Linked DNA regions of Mus musculus: region 1 is linked to region 2. The links are chromatin loops, found by intact Hi-C in ENCODE. Cell type or tissue: heart. All regions are shown on one strand. Links, peaks and the distances in the headings refer to the core of each region. The heading gives the core; the rest is flanking DNA.

The links. Hi-C counts contacts between places; a loop is a spot of excess contacts. Peaks named below come from ENCODE experiments on the same cell type or tissue, not always from the same donor. Only the 100,000 strongest peaks of a DNase experiment are listed, where the experiment ranks them.
Region 1: a loop joins it to region 2, with 3.0 times the contacts of the local background. A loop is called at or near these places in 5 of 42 quality-filtered maps.

The regions. Positions count from the first base shown.
Region 1 is chr12:37,102,804-37,119,672 of GRCm38, reverse strand. It overlaps Meox2 (mesenchyme homeobox 2), which reads right to left and starts at 11,133. Exons shown (of 3, transcript NM_008584.4): 1 at 10,329-11,133. The coding sequence starts at 10,842. Gm29007 (predicted gene 29007) reads left to right here and starts at 12,921. Exons shown (of 2, transcript NR_166884.1): 1 at 12,921-12,960. In heart, for the core only: a CTCF peak has its summit at 8,474; DNase peaks (open chromatin) are centred at 10,412 and 11,222; H3K4me3 peaks cover 1,924 bases; H3K27ac peaks cover 802 bases; H3K27me3 peaks cover 2,246 bases.
Region 2 is chr12:36,926,342-36,943,210 of GRCm38, reverse strand. No RefSeq gene overlaps it. Among named protein-coding and RNA genes, the nearest start is that of Gm40394, 52 kb to the right of the region's middle. In heart, for the core only: no CTCF peak of the experiment used is centred there; DNase peaks (open chromatin) are centred at 9,830 and 9,980; H3K4me3 peaks cover 406 bases; H3K27ac peaks cover 402 bases.

The DNA.
Region 1 (16,869 bases), core at 3,730-11,729, 180 kb before region 2:
TAATAATTATATTTTTGCCAGAGGACTAAGACCTTAAGGTTTGAAACTACAGGCTGAGATTTTCCTTGTAAGGGCCTAAGTCTGTAATTGGACTGTAGAAATCAGTTATCCATTACTAGCCTGAAAAGACAAAACCTATTTAACTTCATTGGGTACCTCCCATAACCTAAGACAAGCCCTTGCAAAGCTGTCTAATGACTTCACTCCCTCTGAGTATCCAGTCCAGAGTCTGGTGATCTATTGAACAATTAGAGTTTGTGATGCACCGAGTAAACTGAGAAATCAATCCACCTTGGAATCGGGGTTAATGAACCGTACATTGCAATTAGTTCTTCCCCGATATTGCTAAGTCATCCGTCAATGCCATGTAGCAATTTTCCTTTCTCCTTACATGTTCTGCAGTAAGCCAAGGAGCAGACACTTGTTTGAGAACATCACACTACAGGGATTTTTCTGTTGTGAATTCAACAAGTTTGAAAGAAACTAAATCTTCATTGAGGGTCCTAACAACGCATTTTGAGATGTGCAGATTTAATACTGGTAATTATTCATAACCAAGTGCTGAAGACCGTCATTTATGTAAACATAAAGTGTTTTTTAGAGCATTTCTTAACTTTCCGAATTGAAAGGCGCGTTCCATGCATGAAAATAAACTTAATAAAGTAAATGAATCCCATGTTCAGAACTTAAAACTCCAGGAAGTGTTGCTATCCTGTGTTGCCTTCACCTGAGCATTATAATTCAGGGATGGAACTATACACAAGAAGACAAATGTATTATTTTCTTTATACAAAGAAACTATCACCAACCTATATTCATGGTTATTCTTTGTGAGAGTCCTTTTTACTTACTTTCTGGAGTCCTTTTTTTTTCCAGGTTTCTCATTGGTTAGCAATTAACTGAAGTAGCTAAAATAACAAAGAGCTACAGCCCTGCCATAAACCACAGAAGATAGCATGAAAAATTTCCCTCCAAGTTAAATGAAAGTGGAGGTTCCATTCCATATTTGAATCTGGTTCATTGGAGCCCCATCTCTTGACTGAAGAATAGTCCAAGACGAACTCATGTATGTGTATATGTGAATGTGCACATGCACATGTCTGGATGTGTGTTTATCTCTGTTTATGTACAACTTGATTCTTTTTTATCCAGTCTATAATGTTATTAAAAACAGGAGATGCCCAAGACTGGAAGTTAAGAGATTCCCCAAGCAATAGAGACTGCAGGCTGAGAATGTCTTATATAGCCTGGCTAAATCAGTCTTGTATTCCAGAAGATGCCATTGAAATTATTCTAGAGATGGTACAGATTGTTTTCAGTCTGTAGCATTCAATTAGGCAAGCAACTCTTCTTACCCTAATATCAATAATAAAGGAGAATAGATGTCATAAAGCAGGCTGTTCACACAACGAATACCCACAAAGTACCTAACTGCCCTTCTAATGGATGATCAAATAATAAGTAATATTTACACAGCTAGACCTTGGCGCCTCGTGCATGTTCATTTGGCTGGGAGTTTCCAGGGAAATGAGGTACAGCAGAGTTACATTTCAAGCCCACAGGGACACCTAGTAAGGCAGCAGGCCTTTTGATTTAGCTGTGTGTTCCTTGAGACCTCTCTCCATATTCTTCCTCAAAGCCTAAATTCCTTTAGGATGGATTTGAGGTTTTTCATCCACAAGTTCAATGTGCTTGAACATATCATTATATCTTTTTTTTTAAATTCTCTATTCAAATTTTTCTTCTATGCCCATTACCACTTTCCCCTCACTTCATGTGATCTTTTGCTTTGAAACTATGTCCACTTGGTAGTATTTCTATGTGCAGAAGTCTAGGACATCTACTGGAGCATGAGTAGCTTCGCAGGGGCTACTCTTTAAAGAAAATTGACGTTCCCTACCCCCTTTCCTCAGAAGCTATCAGTTCTAGCCGATGGGCAGCAAGACTAAGGCCAGAGGATGTGAAGATTGGTGATGGGCTGTTACCTGACCTATTGAAATCCCAGCCTTTAGAGAACACCTCTGCCCTGAGGCTGTGCTGGGCCTGAAATGAAAGCTCCCCAGATTTGTCTTTGTCACCTGATTATGGCCGACCTTGGTGATTCTTCTTTTCCTCTTGCTTCCCTACTTCCCCCATCACATACCACTCATCACCAAATTATCGATAGCTTCACTATTAGTTGCCCTAGGAGTGTGCCATCTCTTTCCTTGTCTGATAGGATGAGTAAGAACTAAGACAAGCCCCTTATGATGTATGCTGGCTAAGTCTTCAAACACAGGAAACAAACGGGGCTATCGCGTCTTTATATCTCGCCATACATGTATGTGTTCAAGACTAATTTTGATAAAGCTTCACTTCCTAAAACCAAACTGTCCTAGAAGAAAAAGTGTGTATATGTATATATGTACATTAAACTTTGGATGTAGATGTTCACAAAGTGGTAATTCTGGAAATGTGGGCAGCAGCAGGCTCCAGACGTGCATGCCTGAACTCTGGCTTTCCTGCCATTTCATTCTGTCTCCAAGTTTACATCTACATTCTGTCGCGTTTAATACATTCAGACTCGTTTATATTTTCAATGAGGAAAAAAAAAACCCTCTTGTGTAAACACAGCTTATGGTTGGGGAGATTTTAATTGTTGAAGGCAGTAAACATACTGAGAGCTTGTTTTACTTTTGTAAAATATTAAATAGGGAGAGATACCACTTGATTTCAATATACTCTGTCAGAAAGCAGTTTCCAAGAGTTCTTACAATCTGAGGCTCACTTGCCAACTTACTGATGTTTTACCAGAATCACAGCAAAGTTTATTCCTTTAGTGCCTAGAGTACTGGATGGAACAAATTAAATTTTCCTGAGAATTATTTCTTACCTTGTAAAATCAATGTTTTGTGGAATATTCTTTGCATTCATTTGATAAGAGAGCCCATCCATTGCACTTGTTTAAACTTATTATGAATACATCTGTTTAGCTTGCTGGTAGTTTCCAGGTAGCTAAGAATTATCACACCATCATGGCCTGTGCAGTTTTGACTGCCTAAGAAGCCAGTCTACAGACACTGCATACATTTTATCCCTGCATTTGAAAGTAACTACAACAGTGTAGCAGTAAGTGTATTTTGGGTGTCATTTTTGGCAGAGCTTTAAGGCTATGTTTTCAAAGGGTAAAATTTAGGCTTGTAAAACTCAACTGGCCCCTGCCAGCTTAAGCTGGGCTGTCCTGTTTGTCTCTCTCCTCCAAACCATGAGTGATTCATCTGAATTATTTTCTAGTCTTTGGTCATGTAAGACCGTTCTGATTTCTTTCCTCCTTGGAGTATTATGGAAATTTTTTGAAGTGTATAGAGAATAATGATCTAGAGAAACAGAAAAATAAAAGACCACAAACACCGCAGGACACTTGGCAGTTCTGAGTTTTGTGCATATCATTGATTACCAGAGTCTCCAAACAGCTATGCCATCAGCAAGCTTACTGTTTTATTTTATAGTAGAAACATTTAAGATAGTACAGCCTTTAATGCAGAAACTCTCATTCAGATGTACTCTTATCAAGAAACTTCATTTTGAATTTTGTCTTGGTATTAATATGCATACTTATCTATAAGATTCAGTATAAATGCATTACTCTAACATTTTGCTTTAACTGGGGCTACTACATTTTACCTAATTCAAGAACCTGCCCTCACTTTCTTAACAACTGAGCTTTCTACAAAAATACAATCAAACTAAGAAAATCTATGAAAAGTAAACACTATCAATCTCAATACCACACAAAAATTAAATATCCTATACTCATAATTTTAATCAGTGCAGCCTACATGACTTTTATAGCAAACTTGTAGCATTTAAAGCTATAAAAGCAAATGTTATGGCATTCAAAAGTATTTGAAACCAATTGATATCATGAAAAATGTAAAAGCAACTTTTTAATTTAAAGCTTTAACCAGTAAATAGTTTTGTAGAACTATGAGTCTTATAAATGTGCAATATTTCTCAACTAAAGTAAAAATTCCAAAGACTTAAATATTGTCACCATCATTTACAAATATCTTAGAATATTTAAAAACTGAAGCAAATGCTAAATTTTAAGTGACCAAACAGTAATATGTATGTTGAAAATAATGTGTTAACCACATACTGTGTCTAAACTAGAGAAAGCAAAGCAATTATTATTTAGAGATCTTTCACAAATCCTTTGTCAAAATGTATAATAAAAATATAAATTTTGCCTGGTCATTTTTGCTCACACACAGGCACAAGAAAACAATACATCTATAAAATATAGAACTCATGCAAAAAATGGCAATGTAGAGCTCACAATTTATAGACAGTAATGTACAAATTTAGAAATGTATTTAAATGGAAAATATAAGTATATAGTGCATGGAAATTTATAAATAATAGAATACTCTTAATTATAAATTTAAATTTTTGAATGTCCAAAGAAAATTAATAATTAACCCATATGATAAAATATAAATGTATATGCTCACCACATAATTTCTGTTAATTTAATTATACATTTGTCCAAGTGATTGACATTAAAATAATCTCACGTGTAAAGGTGATTCCTGAGTTTGGATGTGTGGATGAATAGAACCGTTACGGGTGGCTTTTACAAGACTTACATACTTTAGCTGTGGAGATGGTTCACTGAGTAAAGATGCTGGTAGTGTGAGCCTAATCTCACATGAAGGCAGAAGGAGAAAACAGACGTAACAAAGTTGTCCTCTGATTCTCACATGCTCATTGTGCCACCTGGGTTCCCTCTACCATAATGTGACGTACAGTTATACTAATAGTGAAGCAGAAACAGTTTTTAGAGGTTTACATACTGTGCGGGACATTTTCTTACCTGGCAAACAAATGCCTTGTGCTTTCAGCCTAATAGTAAAACAGGAGGCACTTTTCAAGAAGACACCAGATTTAGAGTTATGCTGTCTTCAAACAGGTAATACCCAGGGTACACACTAAAGCCTGGGTCTTTGGAGTCCATTCTGCTTCATAGAGTAAAATTTTCCATAACTGTGGCCTCACTGATGACTGTGACTTAGGAATGATGTGTTTTGCTCAGAACTATATGCTGTGACACCCTTACTTGAGAGCTTGAGATCAACGTAGTTACTCAAAGCAGCATCCTTAAAAACAGCATGGCAATGCAGGACAAACCTCAGCGCTCTCTACTGTCTTAATGTACTTTAAACATGATCAGATCTGTGCTAACCACAAAACTATGTCAATGGCTGAAATATTCTTAAAAATGTGACAGAACATGAATAGGTTAAATATGAAATAAGTTACTTATTTATCTTTCAAACTTGACACACATTGTGGTCTGTGTCTCTCCTTTCTCTTTCTTTCTTTCTTTCTTTCTTTCTTTCTTTCTTTCTTTCTTTCTTTCTTTCTTTCTGTCTTTCTTTCTTCCTTTCTTTTTCTTAAAAAAGTTCAAATCATTAGAATCAGTCCATAATACTATGTACCCAAGGTAAGGCAATTTAACTGATCAACTAAAAACTGATCCTATTGGCTTTATGATTAGAATCATTGAGGAATGAGGCTATTGCTAATACTCTCATCTCACAGGATAATTTTCTTCAAAAACATTTATTATTATAAAGGGTAATGTGAAAAATTAGAGAGTGTGAAGGATGTCAAAATTGTGAACTATAAACAATTTGATTGATACATAAATTACAAATATTAGACCAGATAATATTAAGACTTTCTTACACATAATTTCTTTCAAATACATCAATATTCTACTCCTTCTTTAATTTGTCATGGATAGTTAAAACTTTTACAGCAATGCTCTGATTATAAATTCTAAATTTCTATATTTGAATTTAGAGAAAAATGTTGCCTAAATCTAATTATAAGTTAAATTTAGATTATAGTTATATTTATGTGTAATTTTATGTGTAATATAATTTTAATTGAAAAAATCTAAACTTACACCTCTTCAGTTATTCATTCATAAACTGGCATCTTTCAGATGAAAGAGTACGACAGAAAAAAATGATCCCTTCATATGTAATTTTCATTTGAAATTTTTTGTTGCAATGATTAGTTAGGTCTTACCATGCATATAAATTACATTCTCCAGCACTATGATGGAGGAGCTGCTTTTCTAAGCATACATGGAAAATATAAATGATGGCATTTTTATTTTACTTTAGTTTTCTGTTTTGGACTTTGCTTACAGAATACCCACATAACGGTTTTCACTAATAATTACTATAAAATATGAATGTTTACATAAGTGATGTCAGGGTTCAGTATAGGTAAATTTGCTGCCATTTCTCTCATTGGTTGTTCTTCTCTTGAAAAGGAACAATAACCACAAAAATAGATCTGCAGGGAAATACAAGCAATTTCTGATTGCTCACTTTTAAGTTTAAAGACCTTGATTTAAAAGGAATTCTGGATCTTAATGTTGAGAGTGCTTAAATGAGGCCACTCATGTAGGTCAGTGATACCTACATTTGTTTTTTTTTTTTTTAAAGTCAGATCACCATCTAAAAATGGTCTCATTGAAAATGAATACTCTAGAAAGCTTCACAGTGACATTTTGTATGCCACAGTTTAAAAATATTTAAGTTTTTCTCAATTCTCCTCGATAACTGAGAACCTAAAGATTGCATTTTATGCTAAAGAAAATACCAAAGTTATAATCCAGCAACACAGATAAATTGCAAAGTTGTTTATTTTCAGAAAAGATGATGATTGGAATACTGAGGAATACAAACTGACATTATTCTGAGATTAGCTTGTAGTACGGTTTAGATGCAACACTTTTCATTCCGTATAGGCATACAGAGACTGACCCAGTTTGAAACTAAATATTTTGTGTTATAATAGCTATAAATATTTGTAACTTTACAAAAATATAATGTGACTCAATCCCCCAAAATCCACATCCCCAAATTATTCATTGCATTTTTGGAATGAGCATAGTTATAACTTTATCCGTTAAAACAAAAATGTGTGCTTATTTTCATTAATCTAAGATGTCTACAGAATATGTATACCATAACGGTGTATATTCACTACATAAAAGCTGGTTAGATTAAGTGAGCACATCTATTTTAACAAAACTGAACAATTCATGCTCACTAATATATTACTTTGTGTAATTGAAGCCAAGAAGTTGACAGTATTTATAGACGTTTTTCAGAATCACCTGGCTCGTACTGATTGTTTTAAGCACAGTTGTAACTTTAAGAGTCCCTTTGAAGGAGTGGCAGATGTTGGCTTTACTAACATTGCTGGAAAGGCTAGCTGGCTCAAAGTTATAAAATTGTTTAGCACATACTATGAAAATGTCGTAAGTTTCTCTTAAAATTGGCTATTTTTAATTGTTAATTAACTATAATGGAAGTCTAAAGTCTATAAACATTTGCTTCTATACTAGTAAGCTTTCTGTATTTGTTTAAGTCTGCTTTCATGTAGGTTTTCAGAATAGAAACACTGGACGGTATTTTATATTGAAATTGTTGCATTATTACTATGGATTAAAATGTAAGGTTTATACGTGGTTTGGTTCTTTAACACCATTTCCTGGTACTTATTATAAATTAACTCATTTATCACATATGCACTGGTAGTAGACTTGGTTCCAACATTGCCATAGATTAAAGTACTGTCTATACTATACATATACAGCCAACTATACATATACAGCGATTATAAAATGCCTAAATAAATAAATTGTTGCTACCATGCATGATTTCGTTTTCATTTTATATAGTCCTAAGTCTCAGATTGTTCAATATAACTTATTAAACATTAATTAATTATGAAGGGATACAATAGGCAAACTGTGCCAAGTAAGAATTGATAACAGAACAGAATTATAAATATTTTCTGTTAATTTGCTGTCTGGTAAGTCAAAATATTTTCACAATACTTTGAAATGATTTGACCTTAAATTGAATGTTCGTTGTATAAATTAAAATAGGAGAAAGAATGGCTTGGAGTTAAGCATACCTGTGATCGAACCGTTATTAACTCAGAGCCTGACATTGATTTTATTTTCAATAGTGTACCAAGAAAATTGATGCTTGACTTTGATATTCTATCAATGGGTACATTCGTTCTAAGTCAAGCCCAGTAACATTAGCCTTCCTAAAGATTGTATTTCCCGTCCTTGTAATACGGAGTTGGCACAAATGTTTATTCTCGTTGCTTGTTTTGGTGTTTAAATGAGTTTCACAACACAAAAACAAGCCTCTCTTTGCTATGTGCTTATTTGCCCCTGATAAAAGTGATGGAAACCAGTGTTAGTCAATATTAAAACCATTTTTGTTAAAATAAACTAAGGAAGTCAGTTTTTAGTCTCACTCTCCCTGTTTCCCCAACCAAAAATAACTTGTGCCTGAAAAAAAAAAAAAATTCCTTCGTGTGCGCAAATAATCTTTAGGGCATTGGTTCAGCTAAGAAGCAGCGCAGTTTCCCCCTTGCGGAAAGAAAACACGGAATCCGAGCTTCTGGTCCTCCCTGAAGTAGATAGCAACCTGCCAAAGCAATCCATGCATTTCTGCTCATAAATGCCCAATCTGGGGAAACCCAGTGCGTTCTGATGCCTTCTTAGGAACCTTTTTGGTATCTTAGGATTTCACATACAGTTAGAGATAACCAGTAAACAGAATAACAGCGATGACCGAGTTCTTAGACATAACTAATCATGATGAAGCATCATTAATCGTTCACCCAGGACCTGAAAAATTACAGGTTCAATAGTGAGGCTGGGAAGCAAGGAGTCACCCCACACCGAGGTCAAGAAAAATTTCTATCATCTTTCAACACATTACAAAATACACAGCCCTTACTGCCCTACACTGCAGAACACCTTGCCTAAAATGTTTAAAATGCTATTATTTTTCAATTCTTCAAACTATTGCCTAGAATTATATGTTCTCTCGAGACACTAGCACAGAAAACGTAATATATGTAAACATTTTACTAGTTAAGTGACGTCTTTCTAAATCTGTATCCAGGTTGCCTTGTAACTACATAGAAGATTCAATAAAGAAAAAAAGAAGGAAAGAAAGAAAGGAAAGAAGGAAGGAAGGAAGGAAGGAAGGAGAGAGAGAGAGAGAGAGAGAGAGAGAGAGAGAGAGAGAGAGAGAGAGAGAGAACATTTACAATGAGGAATGTATTTAAGGGCTTTGTTGTGTTTCCTGGAAATTTTTAGTTTCTCTGTGCTGTCAGGATGCACTGGCTATTGGACTTCCAGGCCCCTGAATTCTTCTGGGAGGCTCCCCTTTTGTAGGACTGCTCAAGTTACCCACACCTTCCCTGCATCTTCTTCCAGCACTGTCAGGACTGTTATCTGTCCACTTTCTCCACTGCATCTCAAAGCACTACTCAATTGATGAAGGCTTTTATTTTCCACAGTCGAAGTTCAAACATTTTGTTTTGGTTGGTTGGTTGATTTGGACTTTTTGCTTGTTTCCCGTCCCCGTCCCCCCCCCCCCCCCAAACCAGGTTAGCACCATATGAGTGTAATTACTATAAGAATACTCTTTATTCAAAGTTTTCAGAGGTATTCCTTAAACACTTCTAGATTACTAGATAATTACTTTTTCGCCAAATAAATAGAATGTTTGGGGAGGGGTTGTTTGTTTTTTAAATATCATTTTAAGAAAGGTGCTATTTAAGGAACTCTGAAAGCAAAAATATTAAAAAAAAAGTTTTAGGTTTCTGTTCTTTTTCTTTCTTTAATTTTTCCTTATCTTTTTCTTTCCTTTTCCGTTTTCTTCCTTTTTTCTTTTCCTCCTCTTCTTTTCTTTTCTTTTCTTTTCTTTTCTTTCCTTTTCTTTTTCTCGTATTTGGTCAAATCCAGTTAAAGTTCAAGGCATTGCGCAATAATTTGGAAACCCAGTTAAGGATAGGAAAAGTCGAGTTGTTCAGAGTTGGGAATTGGAAGGGAAAAGTCAAGGAAACCCGCATGCACGCACACACGCACGCAGGCATGCATGCCCAGCGGATGCAGCATCCCAATGGGCACACCCCTCCCAACCCGTGGAGGGACCCGCCACGCTCCCTTAACCGATTTTGCATAGTGTCACTTGCTCTTTCTTCACCACTTCTGGAAAACTGATTTGCGATCTTGGAGGGCTTTGAACGGCTGGATGTAGATATATTAACTTCAGTGAAACACGTGCTCCTGAATTACAGGACGGACGCTCCATGGATGAACTCGCCCACCAGAGCGAGGAAAGGCTAGCAGCTTCACAGTTTGTCTTTCTATGAGAAACATCCCACACCTCCCCGCATCTTCCTAGCCCAGAGCGCACTCTCCCCAGGGTTGCTTTGCCCGCACTCACCTGAGCTGTCGCTTTTCCTTTTGCTGCCACTTCTCTTCTCTACGTCTGCGGGTGACAGCGCTTGACGGCCATAATCCCCTGGTGCGCACGCGGCCCCGGTAGGGGTGCTGGAGCCCAGGCTAGATGAGTTGGAACACAGGACCGGAGGGCTGCTTCCCAGCTCCGGGGGCCCTCCCGAATCAGGCTGCAGGCACAGGCTGTGCCGGGCCGCGCTTGGTGGAGAGGACATCTGCGGGAGGTGCCAGTTGCTTTGCAGAGCCTGGTGCTGCTGCTGCTGGTGGTGGTGATGGTGATGGTGGTGGTGGTGGTGGTGCCCCCTGTGATGCTGGCTGGCAAACATGCCCTCCTCGTTGGGGTATCCCGCGATTATGCAAGACGAGGAAGATGTGGAGAGTTCGGGGTAGGACATGTGGTCAGATCTTCCATGGAGGGCCAGAGAAGACTGGGAGAAGGGGTGCAAGCCTTGCGCTGTGGCGTGGGGGCTGCGCAGGCAGCCAAAGAGGGGGTGTTCCATGGCATGCAAGTTTCGGCTTCCAAGCAGAAGACTTCACGGACGGTCCGAATGTCCACCAAGCGCTGTCACTTTTCACTGGAAATCCTAAGACTTTCCCCCACTCACTCCAAAAGTAAAAGCCGCGCGCGTTTGCATTTGAGCAGAGCCGGCTAATCCCAGTCCTGAGCCTTAGCGGCCAGTCTCCTGCACGTATAAACACTAGGACCTGGAGGAGCTTCCTTCGCAGCTGCTCAGATGTCAAGTGTGGGAGAGGTGGAAGCCAAAAGAAGGTGGTCCCAGAGAACTGCTTTCAGGGGGAAATGGCTCTGAGAGGTTATAAATAGAGTGTAATGTGAGCTGGGGGCTGGCTTAGGAGCCCAGCGCTGACCACATGCAAACTCCCTCCAAAACTCCCGCTCAGTCAGCGCCACCGTGCTCTCTCATTTCCAGTTCCCATTGCTGGCAGGACAGGAGCCGCTGCCCAACGCCCGCCCGTCGGGCCCTGGGAGCTTCCACCACAGCTAGTGGTGCTCCCAGAGCCTCAGTCGCTCCGGGCCACCGCAATCTGTCCCATAGGTTCCCATGGCCAGACGCAGAGGCACTCAGCTTCCCTAAGCCAGCACACAGTGTCTCTGAGTAGCTCACTGCTCTTGGAACCTAGATCTCTCAGCCTTGGTGGGGGTTGGGGTCACCTGCAGGAGCTCCCTGACTACTCCCTGACTTTGCAGACCACAGAGAACTTTCAAGAGAACTTTCAAGAGAAGAAGAGCCTAGTCTGTCGAGCTTTTCAAACTCAGAGGCCACTCACGGTTCCAGCGTAAACACATTAGGTTTATTCTCTTTTAGGTATCTGAGAATAGATTGTTAGAAAACCTAGAGCCAGGGCGGAGGTTGTAGAGCTGTGCACCAAGGCTAGCACAGTGCTACTCTGAGTGCAGAAAGGACAGATATACAATGGGGTGTGCGCGACACAGAGGTGGATGTAGGCTCTGGCGCCTTGGCGACACACAAGTGTTGCTCCAAGTGGTGTCCCCCTTCCTTCTTTTTCTGACCCTCTTCCCACCCCTACTTCTCTTTACCAGTCCAGTTCGCGAAATTTTCTCACCATTTGCTCACCGAGGAAATTGGGAGGGGGGGGGTCAAGAATAACCCGAAAAAATGTCAAATGAGCAAGTCTAACTTGCTCCCAGCTTCACCCTTCCTAGCTAGCTTAACCCTGCAGGAGCCAATTCACAGCCCGCTCCCATCCTTTGAGAAATGAAATCTCTCTTTAGCTCACAGAGCTAATGCTCCTTGCATACATTCCATTCCTCACCACCTTTCTGTTTTAAGCAGATAGCAAACTTAACATTCCCTCAGCGTGGACCCTGCTATCATGGTTCATTTCCCCCAGGTTTACAGCCTGTGCTCCTGGAAATGAACTAACTGCACACCTTGCCACCAGTGAATTTGTGAGAGCAGGGGCTGGGGTTGACACAGCAATTAGCTTGGGCGGCCACAGAATCTACTGGAAGTCCTGTCCTTAACCCACAACAAGCTTGGGAGAGTGGGCTGCAGGAAAGCCTGTTCCTATCTAGGAAGTGTCTGCCAAGGGGATGTCTGCAGTAGCCTAGGGTGTTCAGGACTTGGAGTGTGCCACTATGGTTAACTGCCATATGTTTATTGTCTGGGTGACCAGAAGATGATGGCCAAGTCTTTGAAATTGCTAATGGGATTAATGAGTACAGCAACCTGAACTAGACATCTGGTTTAAATTAGGAAAAGGTATTGATGAATTTTGGAGGAATGTCCCCAAGGCAGAACCCTTCTCTCTGCCGCTCCTTCTGCCATCTTCAGTCTGTTACCCTTTATTTTAAGAGGTTCTCCAGAAAAGGAACTTCCAAACAAACTTTAACATCCGTGTGAAAAGTCGAATTGTTTTGCACAACTTAGAGATGGGGTGGAGTGGGGGTTGATCAGGAATTCCAAGATTTGTAAGCACTGCTTTCTTTAACGGAAATTGAGCCCTATTTTGAGGGAAATTAGTTTTGCAGACTTCGTTAGGGGAAAAAAAAAAAAAAAGAACCTAAAACTTTTGTTCACCAGCCGCTCAACGTTTCAGTCTGAGGCTGAGCTGGAACCTGCAGCAAGGCTTTGACGGTAAGGTTCTTTGCTTGTAATTTGGGAATCTTATCCTGAAAAGGGGCGCTGATCATTCTTGGGGTACGTGACTGCTAGGAGCTTTAGGTACAGGCAGGATGGCTTCCCGGACTTAAAGCTTAAGACTACTTCTTCTGCCACTACCCACAACCTTGGCTTTTTAAGAATTACAAAAGAGAGTGGGAAACATATCCCTCATATAAGATCGGAATATATTTTGATTTTTCTGCTTTTTATGGTTTCAATATGCGCTCTGATATTAAACATAGAAGTATAAAGTGCAATGATAAATTCCCTGCCTGTGCTCCCTTAGCATCTCAATGGACCCTGGGTTCTGAAAGCATTCATATTTTATTCAAACTGAAATTTGATCAATTCCTCTAATAAACATAATAAAATATTTGCATAGTGTAAGATCCCTCGACTGAAAGCATGGTAGGGAGTGTCAGATAGGACTGACAAAAACATACTTCATCTGTAGTGTTTAACAAAATCCACCCAAGTCTTTCCAGTGTGTGTTCTATAAACTACAGCTAAACTATTAGTGAACAAAGAGTTGCATGTAACTAGGATGTTGTAGGTGAGAGTAACTAGCAAGAATAAAGTTTGATCTCCATAGAGGCTGGCGTTTGGTGAGTCTGCCCAGTGGCTGGGCTGGTTTTCCTCCCTCGTTCACTACATCACACAGATGTTAACAGTATGTCCAGAAATTCCTCTACAACCTGCCTCAGTCAGTTTTCCTCTGGAAATATGAGGCCAGTAATCTGGGAAAGAAGAGGAAAAACAAGTTAGAAAAGGACAGAACAGCTTCCAAAGTCATGCAATTGCAGGACACTTTCAGGAAAGGTCTTTTAACTTGAAGGCACAGAACATTAAGTATTCCCAAGGCCAATGAAATTCAGATTTCTAATATAAAGTATAATACAAGCAAAATGTCATGGAAAAGGAAAAGGGTGCTAAAAAGCAAAAGAAGTCAAGACTCGCTGCTTTCAAAATTAAGCATGGCTATCAAAGTTTCATAATGTTTAAATACTATTAACTATTGCACAACTTTCAAAAACTTCATGTTCTTAGAGCATTTGTAATGATAGATAATTTTTAGTTTTACTTAGGATGTTTTGTTTTTCAAGTGTTAGTGTAGCAACAACAGAAAAAAAAATACACAATGCTTTCATCAGTAGCTGATTTAATATTTGCATTTTAATTAATCCAATGATTAATATGACTTTTCAGTAACAAGATGAATTGTAGAAATTCGGACAACCAAAGTATCTATGTCATTTGAGCTATAATGTTTAGTCTTCATAAACATATATTTCAAAATTCTTGAAAAAATGTTATGTCAACATAAAAATCAAATATAAAGTATAAAATCAAGGCATGTATCACAGAGTATAGGAAATGTTTAGCTCTTGTGGAGTTACTTAACCATAACTATTTAAACAATCATTAGAAGCTTCAATGCTAAGTATGTCTATGGCTCCGTTTGACCAAATGGCATAAAAGCCAACCAGAAAGCCATATTTTATTTAAAAAGATAGAATCTTTTAATTAAAACGAGATTGAACTTATTTCATTTTATTTAGATTCATGGTGACTTAAAAGTTGTTTGAGGGATGACGAGAATTAACATTAAATCCCAGATGTTTTTCTTCTTGTTGTGCATGGTACATATACTAGCTGAGGCTTAAATGATTAATTGAACATAAGGATTGCCTCAGACACTTACTTCTCATAGAAAAGCCATGGCTGCTGCATCCCCTCAAAGAGCACAATTATGTCCTCCAGCTTATTTCTTTGAAATTAAGGTTTTAAAAAACATAATATTCTAAGCAGTTAGTGGCAGCTTAAATGATTTATTACATAATCCATTTCAATTAAATGAGGAATTATCTTTCTCTGGTATTAGGAATTACAAAATTTAAGGCACAAATGTACTATATCTGTGCTTTATCTAGACATTTAAAAATTTTAGAGTTTTTCTGTTTTTCTAACTGACGTTTTATAATAATAACAATTATTGTAAATTATTACTAAATTATGATTAAAAAACTATAGCTCTGCCTAAGGCCATGAGACATATATACACATATATGCGTAAAATATATGTATATAATTATGGTGTATTTAAAATATGCATACATATTCGAGGCATATATTTGAAATATATTTCCATATATATATATATATATATATACACACACACAAATATATATATGTATATTTGAAAAAGTAGTATTTTGAAAGAGAGCTTGATTAATAAAGTTAAACGTAAAAGATTTTGTTATAAATTCAAATCACATTTTATTAGTCTCGGCCATGATTCCAATCACTTTCCACCCTTAAATATTTCATGAAATTTACAGGACTTTGTGCCTTAATTTCTGGAGAGCTTTAAACTTGGGAAGATCTCAAAAGCATCTTAGATTTCACAAAGCTTCAAATTGGAATGTCTTTTGTATATATGTTTTAAAACCAGGTTTGCCTAACAGTAAAGTTATAATAAGGAAAATAAAACTAATTATATTTGTATACATTTTCATCTCTATTCATCCTCTATGCTATTTTGTTAAAAATAGAGACATTTTAAAAATGTTATGGTTAAAAGACGCTTTATTTCCATATCTAAATGTAGATATGTAGAGCCATTAGTGTAAGACAGTTATAGAGAAAAGCACTATACACTATGCCATGTGTATTTATCATTAAACCAATAACTATTTTATTCTTCTGAACAATTTAAGAGAACTGAACATTTTATTCCTCCTATGTAATAAAGGCAAGGCTGTATACTTTTAAATGTACTGAATTAAGAATGAGTTCATAAATCTCAGAAAACAAGAATTCTATTGAAATGTAAGACTGGAATTCCAGGTAAAACAGTCTTCTCTCTGAGATTTCCAGCTTTAAGAGTCTGGCATGACTAATGCAATGTTGGCATCACTATAGGTTATTCTTCTGTGTTTTTGTTTTTGTACTTCATCAATTTGTAGACTATTCTTAAGTTACTCTCCCACTTAGAGCTTGGTTTATGAATCAAATCACTAAAATCTGTGCTTTAACCATATTAATATAGTTCTACTCAGATATTTAATCCTCACTCTAAATTTATACTGAGAGGCTCAATACCTCACATAAACTGGTTTTCATAGATGCCATTATTTTTATTTATAGGCATAAAACAAAAGGTTGTACATTCATGTTCTAAATGAAATGGGAAGTAAGGGCCAAGTACACAATTTCTTTTATAACAATTTCTAAAACTTTAATATTAATTCTTTGTATGGTCTTAAAGTTTTAAAATTACTTTAATAGAAGATATAAAATATTTTGTTTGAGTCAATTTCCAAATCAAAATTATCTCAAACAAGAACAAAAATGATAAAATAACTACTGCTCACGTGTGGGTGTGTTCAGTAGAGAACAACAACAGAGGAGAAGTGTACAGAGCATCTCACAAGCTAACAAGTGAAATGAACTTAATATATGGAGAATAGTTTTATATTTACATAAATATGAAGTTGTGTTATGTGTGATAGTTATGAAATCCCTAAGTATATGTCTTCTTTAAAATAAGATTAAAATTAATTAGAAAGTTTTATATTTCATCATCATCAATCATCATCATCATATATATATATGTGTGTGTGTCTACACACACACACACACACACACACATACGTGCACACTTGAGAGACATAATAATGATAAAATACTCCTCTTTTGAGAATGTCTGAATGATTACATGAATGTGTTGATAAAGCTGGAGAAAGACATGAGCATTGCTTAGTCAGGCACAAGCCCTGGGATGGCCACAGTTTTGAGTCACCACCCTCCATCATCAACTCATCATCATCAACTATTTATGTTCAAAATCGAGTTTACTTTTTAGAGGATGTTTTTTGCTTT
Region 2 (16,869 bases), core at 5,410-13,409:
AAAATAAAGAACTAAAATTTAAGTTGTGCAAGTAACACTACTGAAGCATAACCTGTATACTTCTCTAAACTACTACTTGTTAAAAGGGGGAAATACAAGATATTTTAGTACAGGCATTACCTTTCAATCTTCCTATTTCTTAATACTACAATTATGCAAGAATTCTAAATACTGCCCTAATTCCTCTGTATTTCCTTTAATGACAAAAAGAACAGATTATACTTGAAACTCACTAAAAATGAGTAAGAAACTTGGGTACAAAAAGAAATGTGTAATTTATCATAGTGAACCAGAGGATAAGCTTCAATACAAGTTGATGGATAAATTTCAGAAAATCATATTCCAACTGCTTCTGGTGTGATCTCTCATTCTATGGACCAAGCTCTTCAATATCCATCTTGCCAACTAATGAAATAAAGAAAATTCTAACTAAGTTGTACAAAACGTTTGCCTATGTCTGTCAAACATGATCTTGGAAACCTAATAAGAATCAGGTAAACAATTAAAATAGACCTATAACTCCTAGTTAAATAAAAGGAGTCAAACCAAACCAAAAAAAAAAAAAAAAAAAAAAAACAACAACAACAACAAAAAAAAACAAAACAAAAAAAAACAAAACAAAACAAAACAAAACAAAAAAAACAAAAAAACAAAAAAACCCCACAGGACCAGAAAGTTTTAACTTTGAATTTTACCAGATTTTCAAAAAAGAGTTAGTGTCAATACTCTTCAAATTATTCCAAAAATAGAAGCAAGATGAACATTGCTCAATTCATTTTATGAAGCCACAGTTACATTGATACCCAAACCTCAGAAAGTCTCAACAAAGAAACATAATTACAAAACAGGTTTTGTTATAAACATGCATGCAAATGTCTCTAATAAAATACTTGCAAACACTATCTCAAAATATAATAAAAAATCATCCATTATAATCAAGAAGGCTCCATCCCAGAGATGTATGAATGGTTCTATATATGAAAATCAGTAAACATAATCCATCTTATAAACAAACTGAGAGGAAAGACACATAATCATCTTATTAGATGCCAAAAGTCTTTGAAAAATGCAAAATATCTTTATGATAAAAGTCATGAAGAGATTGTAGATCCTAGGGATATAACTAAATATAATAAATTCAATTTAAAGCAATTCAAAATCAAATAAGTGGATAGAAAATCAAAACAATTCCATTAACATTATGAAGAAGCCAAGGTTGTCCACTTATTCTATACTATTTAATATACCTGAAGTTTTAGCTAGAGAAATAAGACAATTGAAAGAGATCAAAGGAAAACAAATAAGTCAATGTATCATTATTTTCCAATGACATGATAATATGTATAACTGACCCTCAAAATTCTACCAGGGAACTCCTATAGCTAATGAACACTTTCAGCAAAGTGGCTGGATACAAGATTAACTCAAGTAGCCCACATGTATATGAATGTTAGATTAAGAAAAAGAATCATACATCTCACAATAACCTCAAATAATATAAAGTATCTTGGGGTAACTATTACCAAGCAAATGAAAATCTTGTGTGATATAACCTTCAAGTCTTTGAAGAAAGAAAATGAAGAAGATATCAAAAGATGGAGATATCTTGGGTATAATTCTCACCAAGTAAGTGAAAGACTTGTGTGATTAAAACACACACACACAAAAAAAAAACCAAAAAAACATAACACTTCAAGTTTTTGAAGTAAGAAATTGAAGACAATATCAGAAGATAGAGATATCTTCTATGCTAATTTATTACTGAGTAAATAGACTTAACATAGTAAAAATGGCCATCCTACCATGAACATGGACACATTATTTTTGATAAACAAGCCAAAAGCCATACACAGTAAAATAAAAGAAAGCATCTTCAACAAATGTGGTGGTCCAATCTGATGTCTGCATGTATAAAATGCAAATAGATCCACGTTCATCACCCTGCACAAAACTCAAGTCCAAGTCAATCATTGACCTCAACATAAAACCAGAAACACTGAGTTTGATAGAAAATAATGTACAGAAAGGCCTTGAATGCATGGGCACGGGAGAAATCTTTCTGACTAGAATAGCAATAATACAGGCACTAAGAGTAACAAGTAATATTTAAGATCTCATGAAACTGAGAATTTTCTGGAAGGAGCAAAAGACTGGTTCAAAAGGACAAAGTGACATTCTACAATTTGGGAAGTAGTGTTTTTTGTTGTTGTTGTTGTTGTTTTTGTTTTTTGTTTTTTTGCCAACTCTACTTCCAGTAGAAGACTAATATCTGAAATATTTAAGAACTAAAAAAAATCTATCTATATCTATATCTGTATCTGTATGTATATCTGTATGTGTATTTGTAGCTGTAGCTGTAACCTTCCCCCTCTCCCTCTTTCTCTGACAGAAAATGTGTTATAGCTCTGACAGAAAATTTTCAATATGGATGGAACACAGGGCCCCCAATGGAGGAGCTAGAGAAAGTACCCAAGGAGCTGAAGGGGTCTGCAACCCTATAGGTGGAACAACAATATGAACTAACCAGTACCCCCAGAGTTCGTGTCTCTAGCTGCATATGTACCAGAAGATGACCTAGTCTGCCATCATTGGGAAGAGAGGCCCCTAGGTCTTGCAAACTTAATATACAGGGGAACACCAGGGCCAAGAGGTGGGAGTGGGTGGGTAGGGGAGCAGGGCGGGGAGAGGATATAGGGAACTTTTGGGCTAACATTTGAAATGTAAATAAAGAAAATATCTAATAAAAAATAAAAGCAAAAAAAATTCTCAATAGGGGATCTTAAGTGGTAGAGAACCACTTTAAAATGTTCAACATTCTTTTTTTTTATTATTACGTATTTTCTTCAATTACATTTCCAATGCTATCCCAAAAGTCCCCCCCCCCACCCCACCCCACTCCCCTACCCACCCATTCCCATTTTTTGGCCCTGGCGTTCCCCTGTACTGGGGCATATAAAGTTTGCCTGACCAATGGGCCTCTCTTTCCATTGATGGCCGACTAGGTCATCTTTTGATACATATGCAGCTAGAGTCAAGAGCTCTGGGATAATGTTCAACATTCTTCAGGGAAATGAAAATCAATACTATTTTAAAATTCTGTCTTATACCTGTCAGAATGGCTAAGATCAATAACACAAGTAACATCTCATACTGTGTTGGACCCCATTTTGGCCCTGGTTTGGGCCTTGAGGACAAACCTGAGCCTGGCTAGAGTTTTTGTGGCCTTGTGGGAAAGCCTAAGCCTGGCTCTAGTTTTGAGACCTGTCTCAGTCACTTCTGTATAGGAATGACTGTTTGGCCCTGCCTCTGCCCTGTCATTGCTGATGTTGAGCTTTGCCATTGGCCCTGTCAGTCACTCCATACCCTCTGTCACCCTTTCCCAACTCCTACATCCTCTTACCCCACCAAAAATCCCCCTCCTTATGTTCTGAACTTATATAAGCCAGAGGCTGATGCCACAAAGTTGAGTTCCTGCTTCAACAAGACTTTCAGCTCAGTGTGTTTCTTTTGGGCTTTCGACACTCACCATCTTGCTTAGCTCCGGAGAGACACTGGTGGGACTGGGACCAGGACCTCTCTCCTCTTGCCTAGAACTGCGGCAAGGATCAGGCAATTCTGGGGAGGATGTGGAGCAAATGCTACATTCCTCCATTGATGGCAGGAATGCAGACTTGTATAGCTACCATGAAAGTCACTGTTGATTCCTCAGAAAGTTGAGAATCAATATACCTCAAGGCCCAGCTATACCACTCTTAGGCACATACACAAAGATCTCTCCATCCTACCACAAGGACACTTGCTTGATCATGCTCATTGCAGCTTTATTCATAATAGCTAGCATCTATAAACAATCTAGATGTCTCTCAACAAAAGAACAGATAAAGAAAACATGGTACATTTACAAAATGAGCTATTACTCAGGCGTAAAACAAAAAATAACATCATGAAATTTGTTGGCACATGGATGGAACAAAAAAAAATCCTAAGTGAAATAATTCATACCGAGGAAGACAAATATGGTATGTACCCACTTGTAAGTGGATATTAGATGTTAAATAAATGACTACCAAGTTACAATCAACAGATGCAGAGAAGTTAGATAAAGAAGAATGGTCTATGGGGAACCATGGATCTTCCTGGGATGAGGAAACAGAATAGATTTTGTGGGCATACTGGGGGCTGGTGGGTACAGGGGTGTATAATGGGAGTATCAGTTGAAGGTGCAGGGAGAGAGTGAAAACTCTGGAATTGGGGAGGAGGGCATTTGGGAATGGTGTGAAAACCTAATATGGCAGAAGCCTTCTGGAAGGTTTCTGTGAAGAAATCCTATAAATGTGATCCTAATGAAGACTCCCAGTAATGGTCCGATATAAAGTCTCAAATGGCCATCTCTACAAGACTGCAAGATTTTTGGTGGCAAGACTGGGTTGCATTCTATTGAGATGGTGGCCAATGGAGCTCCCATGGAAATCATCGTACAATCCCATATGTTGCTAAAACAAAAAGTTTCTCTCTGCAAACACAGAGGAGGGCCCAATGCTATGAACAACACCCACACAATACATTGAACATGGAGAAGTCCAAATGTCACCTACATTTAGCCTTCAACCCATGTTCTAGATGCTTTGATGCAGAAGAGTACTCTGAAGGTTATAGAAAGAGAAATGTGGACACAAACCCAGCCACCAAACCTTTGACCTACAATCTGCCCTGCCTGCAATATATTCAAGTTCAATGGTGGCACAGACCTTATGTGAGTAGCCAACCAATGTCTGATTTAGCTAACACTGCAGGGGTAACCAAGAAGCATAGATAGGCTAGATGTCCCAGAAACCCAGGATATAAACCAAACACTACTGGCAAAAAGGATCAATAAAATGATTCCTAATGATATTCTTCAGTCGTCACCTGAAAGGCACTCTCTGGCAGCAGATGGGAACAGATACAATGACCCATAGCCAAATATTATATGTAAAGAGTCTAAACTGGAGGTATTTATCAAAGCTCAGGAAATCCTGAGGAAGAGGAGACAGAACCATTGTTAAAACCAGAGGGGAATGGAGAACATCAGGTGAATCAGGTTCTCTGAACCAACTAATCAAGGAACATATGAGTTCACAGAGTCTAAAGCAGCAAGCCTGAAGTCCCAGGTCCTTTGAATATATAGTATGGCTATTAGCTCAGTATTTTATGGTACTCCTGATTGTGAGAACAAGTTGGTCTATGACTCTTATACCTACCTGTGGGTCTCTTTTTCTCTTGCTAGGGTGCCATATCCAACTTTATTATTAGTTTTTGTTTCATCTTATATTTTATTTTGTCATGTCTGGTTGTTATCTCCTAGAAGCCTGATTTTTTCTTATGAGAGATTGAAAGGGAGCAGATCTCGGGAGAAGGGGAACTTGGGAATCTGGAGGAAGGTAATCATGATGTATTGTATACGAAAATAATATATGAAAGAAATTACAAGGAAGAAAGAACATTTAATTTAAAAGTAGATTATTCAACTGTATGCCAAATCTACTGCTTCTAGAAAATTTGTCTGGAATTTTGAAGTTTGAACAAGTCACTCTCTCTTTGACATGATTTGGAGGCTAATGAAAACTCAATGTTGTAAGAAAGTAGCATCCATGTATAATTTGCTCTGTCAGTATTCTTGTTCATCAAAAAACATTTGAGTTATCCTAGTAAAAGCTATTTTTTTCTGTATAAGAAGTTCACACTTCATCTTCTCTTCAGTTGTTGCTCTAGGACATTGGATTCATCTTGAAATTGAAAATAGAAGCAACAGAACTCTATTAGCATATTTTAAGCACATAGTGCTTGGTCATTGCTGTTGAAACATAAAAACACCACTAGGAATATACTTAAAACACTGTGATTACAATTGTATGCCTTCCTTATGGCAATGAAGAGGTATTCCTTCAGTGAATTGTCCTAGGGTCACTAAATCCAAACCCTCCTTTTCCTTTCAACTCCTGAAGGGAAAACAAAACAATCCTCATTCAGGAACAAAGTTTAAAAAATACAACAACAGAAAAAGATGTTTGGGATAAAATATTGATGTCTGCCCCTGAAGTTAAACAACACATATATACTGTCCATTTTTCACTAAGAGAAGACTGTACATGAAATTTTGAACAAGGGCAATACTGTTTTAAAATTTAATCGACCAAATGAAGTCCACTGTTCTGAGATACCTAAAAAAAAAAAAAAACAACCTCTCTCTCCTTGATGTTTTTGTTTTCCTTAATTCTTTTTTTTTTTTTTTTTTTTTTTTTTTTTTTGGTTTTTGGAGACAGGGTTTCTCTGTATAGCCTGGTTGTCCTGGAACTCACTTTGTACCTGGAACTCACTTTGTAGACCAGGCTGGCCTCGAACTCAGAAATCTGCCTGCGTCTGCCTCCCAAGTGCTGGGATTAAAGGCGTGTGCCACCACGCCTGGCTGTTTTCCTTAATTCTTAATATCCAAAATTTCCAACTGTGCAATAAGAGAAAAAGTGTAGGAAAACATGCTTTTTTTCCCCCTCACTCAGCCAGCCTAAGAAGAGTATGTAAAGAATAAGCATATTGGTTTGTAAGACAGTTATCTTCCACATTGATCCAAGTTTTCAATTGAGATTCTAACAATCACGATGGAACCTACAACTTAAATCTTTAGAAAGTTTCCCAAACTACACACACACACACACACACACACACACACACACACACACACACATTGACTACACCCTCACACATGTACATAAGTGCATGCATATGTGTGCTAACACAGCACACATACATATCTAGCCATCTCTCTGAGGAGCAAAATCCAGCCAAACCTATTAAGACTGGAAAATAGCTAATGTTCTTGCCAGTGAGTTAAAGCTGGGGTATCCCTTTTGTCGTAGCCAAATTTATGACAGGGATCAAAACCTATAAAAAGCTACGTTGCATCCTGCCATTAAGGAGAATTAATATTTTCAGCAGTATGTTAACCGACATTTTTCCAGTGTCTCTTGTTAAAAGCAGATTGTTGGCTTTTCATTATGGTGTGCCAAACATTTTCATTGAAACCTTAACAAGACTTTCATCTTAGAACCATTATTTCTTAAAGCACTTGGATAGGGCCAGTGTGCAGGAACCTTTTCTGCTTTGTAACACTACAATGTGCGGCAATGGCTGTCATTAGTGGATTGGACCTTGCTGAACCATTGCATATGTAGACATTTAAGGCCTTTCCAGTGTGACTTGAGGTTTTTTTCCCCTAAAGTACACTTCATGTTTTATCTATTAAGCTTAAGCAACATAGGTTCTTTCCCTACTTGCATGCATCTTTATGATGATACATTCTATTCATCTGTTCATTAAAAACCATAATAAACACATTGCATGTGCATGAATATACATGGGTGTGTTTACACATATGTACATACCTACACAGACACACACATAGCTCTTTGGGTACTTGTTTCTCATTTATGATGTCTAAAGATTTTTCTCTTGTGCTTGGGAAATCAGTGTATCCTTTTAAATTCCCTAAGTTCCAATAGCTTAACAATTAACTGCATAACATCAGTGTTCGAATTTCTCACATTCAAATATATTTGTGTGTGTACAATATATATGTATACCTTCTCAAATGTATATATTTCTCAAATATTATTGTCTTATTGTGAATGGAAATAAATATTAGAAAGGAAGGCAATAATATGGTTTACAAAATATGCAATGAACATACAATGTGTCTTGTTTCTACGTTCTTCCATTGGGTTTGTTCAATATATATCTTAATAAATGACTCTAATAATGCTACTAATCTAGTGACAATGGGTTCTATTTTGAACAGTTGCCTTTCTTTTTCTACAAATTTATATTTAGAGTCAATGACATCTATATACAGACATGAAAATTCTGACTTTCAGCCTGGGCTTTTACTTGTATGGATTGGCCAGGCTTTCTATTGAGTATCTTATGCTGTGGTCAATCAAATTGAGAAATATGACCAGAGGCCATACCACTAACTCTGCAACCAGCAAGCTGGCAGTGACCTGAACATGGTTCCTAAAGCCAGATGAAAATCCAGAAAGAATGGAAGAAGGCTTTTTGTATTGAAAAGTAAAATTCTGGAACTTTGATTTTATGAAGTTCAAAATGCTCCCCTTCAGTTTATGACCTGGAAACTGAGATGAACTCCACACACATTATGCAGTCCCTGGTTTGGAGTATAATAAAGACATTCCACTTTTATTTGTAGGAAGTAAAAGTCATCTCACTTCCTCTAAATATGTTCTTTTTAGCTCAGCTGCTTTTGACTCCAGTGAACCAATTTTCAAATCAAGAGTAGATTCAACAAAAAAACCATCAAGATAAATCATGTCAGAAAACTAGTCCCAAAGAGAAGAGATGAAAAAGAAAGGCAGTCCAATTCCAAGTGTGTGGAGCTCCATGGCAGTTCGATTACCATCTGGCCTCTCTCCCAATAGTCGAGTAATAACACTTCCTCACGCCAGCACATCTAAGACAAGATAGTTGAGGCCTTCTCTTAACAATTCTCTGCATTTCCTAAAGGAAAACATTTGTCAAAACCTCCTTTATGGAAATTTTCATATGTTTTTCCTGCTTTATATATATATTTGTGTGCATTTTAAAATGAAATACTTATAAAAATTAAAATTAAGTCTTGTGAAATTATCCTTTTGCACAAATACATAAAAGCTCTCTCCTGATATTAAATGGTTCAAAATAAAAGTGATATTGTGCTAAATATTATGTTTCCTTATGAGCACAATATGACTTTAAGTTCTACAAATGGAAGAGGAATGATGCCATTGTCTCAAAATTATAAGAAAACTTGCATGGACTGAATCTGCATTGCTTGGTTTAGTTCTATAATTATGAAATTAACCCTTTGTTAATAGGCTCAAATCAGCTAAGTATTTACGTTTATTAAAAGCAATATCATCTGGAGGGCAAGATGGCTCGTGCAGTAATGTGCTTGTAATGCGAGAGTGAGAACCTCAATTCTATTCCCTAGATTTCATATACAAACTTTGAACATTTATCACATGCTATGATCCTAGCGTTGGGGAAGCAGACACAGGAAGATCCTTGGAGCTGGTTCAGTGAGAGATCTCAAATCTGAGAATGAAGTTGGAGGTACATTAAGTAAGATGCCAGACATCAATTTCTGGTTTATAAATATATGTATACACACATTCACCACCACCACCACCACCAACAACAACAACACCATCACCTCCACCACCACAGGCATATCTATACCACACAAACACACATACTCAAAGCACCACAGAAAAATTATGGGGAAAACTAAACCTTAAAATGTGACTTTAGGAAAGGAAGAAGAAAACACTTCTGATACCATATTTACTTGGTCAAGCCTCCTTTTGCTTATGTGAAATTGTTACATAATTCAACACAAACTGAGTGGTGCTTCAGTGAGCTGTCACCATTGGTTCAGAACACTACTCCAATCAAGAGCACTGAGGTTAATCTAAATTTTCTCTAAAAAGAAAAAAAATTATACTGGCAGAAATGGTTGTATGGATGTGTTTTTTAAATATTTAAAACTATTCTTTGCTTTCTCTCTTTTTCTCTCTCCTTTTTTTTTTCTTCTCAGTTGGGGGTTTGGAGAAGAAGCTGGGAAGGAAGAAGAAAGCTCCTTCCAGGCCCCCTCTAGTCCCCAGAGCACTGTTAGGAAAGGGGAGGGCTTCCTGCCCACGCAGCCATCTGTAACGTTCAGTGAACAGCAGGACTGCTGCAGCCTCAAACCCGGGCAAAGGCCATCTGTATACAAAGAAATCCCCTCTGCTTGAGGTCTCCCTCGCCCTTCTTTCTTTTATCTGCTGGCAGGTGAGCAGTGGAGTTCTCTGCAGCTGGAGTAAATAACTTAACAGTCTCTGCTTGTTAGAGGATACTTCTGAGGGAAACTGGCCTGACGGTACCAAAATACCCAGCCTGACTTTTGGAATGTGCTGGTAGCAAGCTGGGAATGTCATCATCCTGCCAATGTCATACTGTGGAGCCCATTCTGGGATCAGTGGACGTGTGTCTGATGTGCTCCTCAGTTACTGCTTTCTAGGCTTGAGTCAATTAGAGCCAGCTTTTGGGAAAGTAGTGTCACTTAAAATGTATTTTATAAAAGTTATTTTTCGTGCCTATAATTTGGAGCTCCCGTGTATGCTATTTCTGTCAGCCCTTGGCTCACACAACCCGCAGCCTATGGAAAGTAGTGAAGAGTGATAATGGAAAAAATAACAAGGGCGTTTTTTCATCCAACATCTGGAGAAAATGCATTTAAAGAAACATTAACGGATAGATATAGGGATCAATAATGTTAAAATATATAGATGCTTCCTTATAGGAGGAAAAGCAGCCAAGATACATGGGATTGTTTAAATCTGTTTTTACACAAAGAATGCAGCATGGTTTAACAACAAAAATAATCTTCTTTATGAAGGCTGTGTTCACTTCCTTTCCTGGGGTCAACTAAATGAGTAATGTCAGATCCCCAAAGCACATAGGTGCAAAACATTTTTCTTAGAGAAGAAAGACATCACAGGATTCCAGTTTTCAGAAGTTTCCTCTCTTTACTTTTCAGTAAGCCTTGCTGTCGCATATCACTTCTGATGGCAGCCTAGAGGAACAAAATTCTAATATAGAGGATATGCAACTTAAAAAGAAGAAGAAGAACAACAACAAAAAAAAAACCTGAAGTAATCCTGCACAGTATTACATTAGAATAAACAATACAGCCATGATATTATTAGTAATTTAAAGCACAAATGTGAAATTGCTCCGCTCTTACATATTAAAATTAAGACAAAGTACAACCTAAGGGAAATAAACTGTAAGTATCTACCATCAAATTAACTGGATAGTAGCCACATTTTACCATAATGTTTACACTTCAATTTAAGCCCAATTTTGATACCTGAAAGAAAGCATTAATAAATATCCCCGTCTATTCTACGTTTGAGATGTTTCTTTGGCCCTGAGTCAATGCTAAGCTATCAGTATAAGCTAATTTTATAAAGGCATTAGACTTTGAAAACTCAACGAATCAAATATCATTTTTCCCTAGAGCTACCCAATGTTCAGGTAAGACAAAATATCCCAAATTAAGGTGTTGAAGTAAAATTAAAACATTAAGAAGACTGTGTAATAAGCACATTGAAAACTGCAAAGTAGGAACTATAGAACATTTTTTTTTTAAGTCTTGAAAATGAATACATGTTCCTAGTACTTGTTGCTGGGGCTCTGGAGTTTTCAAGTGTCAAAGGAGAGGGAAGGAACCCATCGTTAGTAATGTTAGTTCTTTTCTTTGGTCTGATCATGTTCCTGTCATGTCCAGGGTCAACTTTTGTGGCTTTAAATTTCAGAAACTTGATTTGTTTCAAGTACTGTAAAAGCAGAGGCAATATCATCACCAAGTGAACAGATTGCCACGTAAGGCCAGAGAACAAGTCACCAGTTTACACTGACAAATGATTATGGAACAAACCAAGTTCCCCTGACAGACTGCATTTCTCTCACCTGCAGGCAAACCACAGAGGAAACCAAATTCTACCCAGACCAGTAACAACTTGCCATCAAAGCTACTCAGGTGAAGACAGAGCAACTCCTTATGACTGGCACCATTTCCCATGAGGGAAACTGTTTCAAGAAGTTATTTACCTTGAATCAATACACTAAATAATGTTATCAACCTGACAGGAGAAGCTGGGGTCCATTTGGTCTTTTTTACAGACAATAAGTTGATGTTCACAGAACCTCTCCTGCCTTCCCCCTTCCTCTCCTCCTCTGAGAAAGTGAGCACCTCACCCCTGTCCCCAGCTCTGGTAATGACCAGCCCTGGCACATGAAGTCACTGCAGGACTAGGTACATCCTACCCCACTGAGGCCAAACATGGCAGTCCACATCTTTTAGTCACTCCACTGGTGAAAACTGAGAGGGAATTCTTTTTATTTGTTTGTTTGTTCCTTGGGTTTTTTATTAGATTTTTTTTATTTACATTTCAAATGGTATCCCCTTTCCTGGTTTCCCCTCTGAAAACCCTCTATCCCCTCCCCCTGCCTCTGCTCACCAACCCACCCACTCCTGCTTCCAGGCCCTGTCATTCTCCTATACTGGGTTGTAGAGCCTTCACAGAACCAAGGGCCTCTCCTCCCATTGATGACCAATTAGGCCATCCTCTGCTGCATATGCAGCTGGAGCCATGAGTCTCACCATGTGTTTTCTTTGGTTAGTGATTTAGTCCCTGGGAGCTCTGAGGTTACTGGTTAGTTCATATTGTTTTTCCTCCTACGGGGCCCCTGTGCTCTGTCCAATGGATGGCTGTGAGAAGCCACTTCTGTATTTGTCCTGCACTGGCAGAGCCTCTCAGGAAACAGCTATATCAGGCTCCTGTGGGCATCCACAATAGTGTCTGGGTTTGTTGGTTGTATATTGGATGGATCCCCAGGTGTGGAAGTCTCTGGATGTGAGAGAGAGTTCTTAAACTAGCTCACTTTAGATTTTCAGGATGATGCATGGCTTTTCTGTTTGGACCTTTACTTTACTAAAATAGATCCTCCTCCTCCTCCTTATCCGCCTCCTCCTCATCATCATCATCATCCTCATCCTCATCTACAGAGCTTGATAAAAGTATGGAGCAAAAAGAACCAGAGCTCTTCTTAGAGTTATATATTTTTAGAAATTAACAAAGAACACACAAGATAATATTTCCAGGAAGGAAGGAAGGAAGGAAGGAAGGAAGGAAGGAAGGAAGGAAGGAAGGAAGGAAAAACTCAATGAAAGTGTTTATCTCACAATTTGGAAAGATCTAGATGACACAGTCAATGTTTTCTATAAAGCTGTCATGAGTTTATATAATTGTCTAAAAATAACCTGTATGTTGTATGTAAATTTCATACCCAGGTATTCATTATAATTTACTTCATTGAGTGAAGGAGAAAATGTCTTATATTGCCACAAGCAAAAATTATAATAAAAATAATTTATAAACACATATATATTTTTGGGACCCTAACCAAAAATGGTTTCTATTTGTTTTAAAATCTTCATATAACTACATTGTAATAGTTTAGTTTTATGGGGTTTGTTATGAGAAATGAGATAAAGCCTATAGATCCTTACTAATCAGTTAAGTGAATCTTACATTTTTAAAGTTAAAATAACTCCACAGGACCCAGGGGCCTTAAGAAGCAACTCCAAGATATCAAGGAAAACATTTCTGTGAGAAACTTAAGAAAAGCAAGAAGAGCTGTCAAGAAGGTTCGGCATTTAAAGGTGCTTGCTGCCAAGCCTGAAAACTGGAGTTTGTTCTCTCCCTAGAATTATATGGTAAAGGGAAGAATCAACTCCCAAAGATTGTTCTTTGACCTCCACGTACACTGTGACTAGCACTCATATTCTCTAAGCACAATGTACAGTTACACATGCACATGAGCACACACACATATGCACACACACACACACACACACACACACACACATAAATACACTAAATAAATGAATGTTTTAAAATTAACTGAAAGATATTCAGAAATATAAGAAAATTCAGTTTTGAAGGTAAATACAACCCAAATATAGATTATTAGCAAACATATTTAAATTAAGAACTAAGGTGTAGGCATAAAGAAATCACACTTGACTTCTTTTCTTATTCAAGGCCAGATAGATTTACAAATTGAATTTTTATTTCTAAGCATTGGTCAAAGACATAGCTGTTAAATGATTTAGCAATAAATTAAAGGATGAAGTTTTTCAAGTACTATTGATTATGTAGCCCATGTTTGCCCTGGGTGAATAGGAAAATCACAGTAAACACGAAAGGCATGGATATGCTGAAGTTTGCTTTGTGTAGTCCCAACAGCTTTTAAAACAAGATATTGCATGATACACATAAATTCTCTTTTAAAATAGTGCATAATCTGATTTTCTAGTACTGAACTTGAATGACTAAGCATGCCACTAAAATTATGGTGAAGTTTCATCTTTCTATTAGAGTGGGTATGGTCTCAATGAACTTGCATGACTTATGTTCTTAACTTGGTTAATGAGGTCAAGCCTGTTGTACTTGATAAAGCTCTCCTTTCTGTTCCTAATTATATCTTTTATGGTTAATTATAAAAATTCAAATAAGTGAGGTGATAGGTGTAGAAAATGGCTTGCTGTAGAACCAAACCAACACATATTGTTTTAGCCAAGGACATATAGTTCTCTGCTATCAAATGAATCAGGGAAAGAAGGCTCTGTGCTGTACTATCTGTACCCAGGGGGGCTCCACATCCTGCTAGCAGCCTTCTTCAGATGGTCCAGGGTTAATGATTAGGTGCAGAAACCTAGCTTCTTGAATTTCTCTCTGAAAGTTCAGAGAGAGGCTGTAACTCAGGAGTCACAAGAGATCCCAGTATAGCACAAAGTAGATAAGGCTGGGGCCAGGAGAGTAGAGTTCAGTAAGGATAAGAGCTGGCTCGCTGAGGATGTATGCTTGCTTAGTGGACAACAGAGAGTGCCGGTAGAGACAGTGTTTCTCAGCGAAAAGGTTATTAATTAAATCAGTCACTTAAGCTTCCAAAAGGCAGAGAGCACAAATTTCTATTTTCCCTTTTTTCATATACTTTAAATAATTGTTCCTATGGTAAGTAAATGTCACTGAACATATTTCATTGGAAGCTGAATTTTAAATCAAATTATGGAAGATCAAAAATTCAAACATCAATGCTTATTAGAACTTTAATTATAAATAACTAAAATGAAATTAATATTTCTTTGGTCCTAGCCAGGTGGTGGTAGCGCACGCCTTTAATCCCAGAACTTGGGAGGCAGAGGCAGGCTGATTTCTGAGTTCAAGGCCAGCCTGGTCTACAAAGTGAGTTCCAGGAGGACAGCCAGGGCTACACAGAGAAACCCTGTCTCAAAAAAAAAAAAAAAAAAATCTTTAGTCCTGCTTTCTCTACAATATCCAAATCGTTAGTCCCTTGCCTTTGGGGAGGAACATTGCATGGTAAAGATGCAGTCAAATTCTTGTTAGGGTGGAGGATCATTTTAAAATCCTATATTGTGTTATAAACATAGAGAAAAGGTAGGATACAGTGAGTTCTACTGTTGTTAGGTCAGATCTCATCATACTCCAAGAGTGATGGCCAACTAGGACATTGTGACCTGGTAAACTAGGACATTGAGAAACAGAATATATGTCACTGAAAACAAATGGCAACTTCTTCCTCGATGTATAATGCACAATACACAAGAAGGAAAACAAAAGCTCTTCCTATATTAAAAGCAAAGAAGGAAAAATAAAGAAAGTAAGTCTATAATAATCTGTTGTGGAAGTCATAGATTTCTCTAAAATATGACATTCACACTTTATTTTCTTTTATTTTGGTATTGATGATATCTACTAGGCTTAAGTTCAGCCAAGTAAGTTGGGTCATATAGACATGTTATAATGTATATGTTATCATTGTTGATTTTAGATATATTCTGCATCTCATGCCCTATAATTTAGAATGCACAACTACTTCTCCCACATAAGTATGGACATAGTGTTGCTAGTCAGAGATAAAGATATTGGCAGATTCTCCAGCTGGGTGTGACACATTTATGAGCAGAACTGTGATGTGATATGGGTGATAAAGGTTACTAAGAGAAGGTTCCTTTCATGTTTACTTACGAAAGCCACAGGGATTACAAAATTTGGGATCAATGGTGTGGATTTCTAGATATGGATTTAATAGTGACTTCATGGCCTTTCTCACTGTTTCTTTACGCGCTAACATTATATCATTGGTCTTCATAGTTTACATTATCTCTATTTTTCTGATGAAGAAAATTAGGTAGTCTGACTGGATGGCCTTAAAGAAAAATAAATCTAGCTGGGGCCTCTAAAACCAAGAGATGGTACACAGCTCAGCAAGCAAGTTCTCTGTAAACACACACAGCCGTAGGCTCTAAGGGTGAGTTCTCTTAGTGTATTTGTTCGTCTCAAGGACCTTTCAGCAAGAATTGCACACACAAAAAAAAAAATAAATTGAGGTGTAGGGACTTAATGCCCCTCCGTTACTCTTTTCATCTCTCTTTTAAACACAAACAGGCTGTACCTCCATTACTCAGCAGCTTCAGTTACTGTCTCCCTCTCACTTAGGCTCCATCCCGGAAATGAATAGCAGGTTCTAATACAGGTTCTGAAGCATAAATACATGTGTATACATGCCAGCATGCATGTACAAGAGTCTCTGTGTTCTGCCCAGTTTCAGCAATTACGACAAAAGCTCCAGTAACTTCATGTTGGCAACTGAATGTTATATCTGCAAACCAAATGTTATTTTTAAGTGTGCTTTTCTGTTAGCTCATTAGATTTCCTTCCTTCTTTTTTTTTTCCCCCTGTGTCTAACAGATGTGTAGAATTAAATAGGTCTGGAGTCATTCATATTTTATGAATATGAAAAATGTCTTCCTTCTTTTGAATAAAACCAACCATCATCTTCTGAAATGATGTAAATAAACTATTTCCCTGCATTAATGGCTTCTCTGCTGCTCTCATTCTACCTACTGCCCTTGAGCGCACACACACAGAAACATACCAAGCTGGGCGTAGGAGAAAATTCGTTTGCATTCTTTCCAAGTTGCCTATTAAAATCATCTCATTTCCTTTTTGAGGAGGAGTGAGTGGCACACAAGGCCACAGCCCCCAGCACTGTAAATAATACTAGAACATGCTCCATGTCATCGCACAAGAGTCACTGAAAAAACAGGAAGAGACTTTGAACATTATCTTGTTTAATTCCTTCACTTTATAGGTGAGGAAGCCAGCCTGTAAAGAGGGAAGTCCCTGTCACAAGGTCACACGTATAACT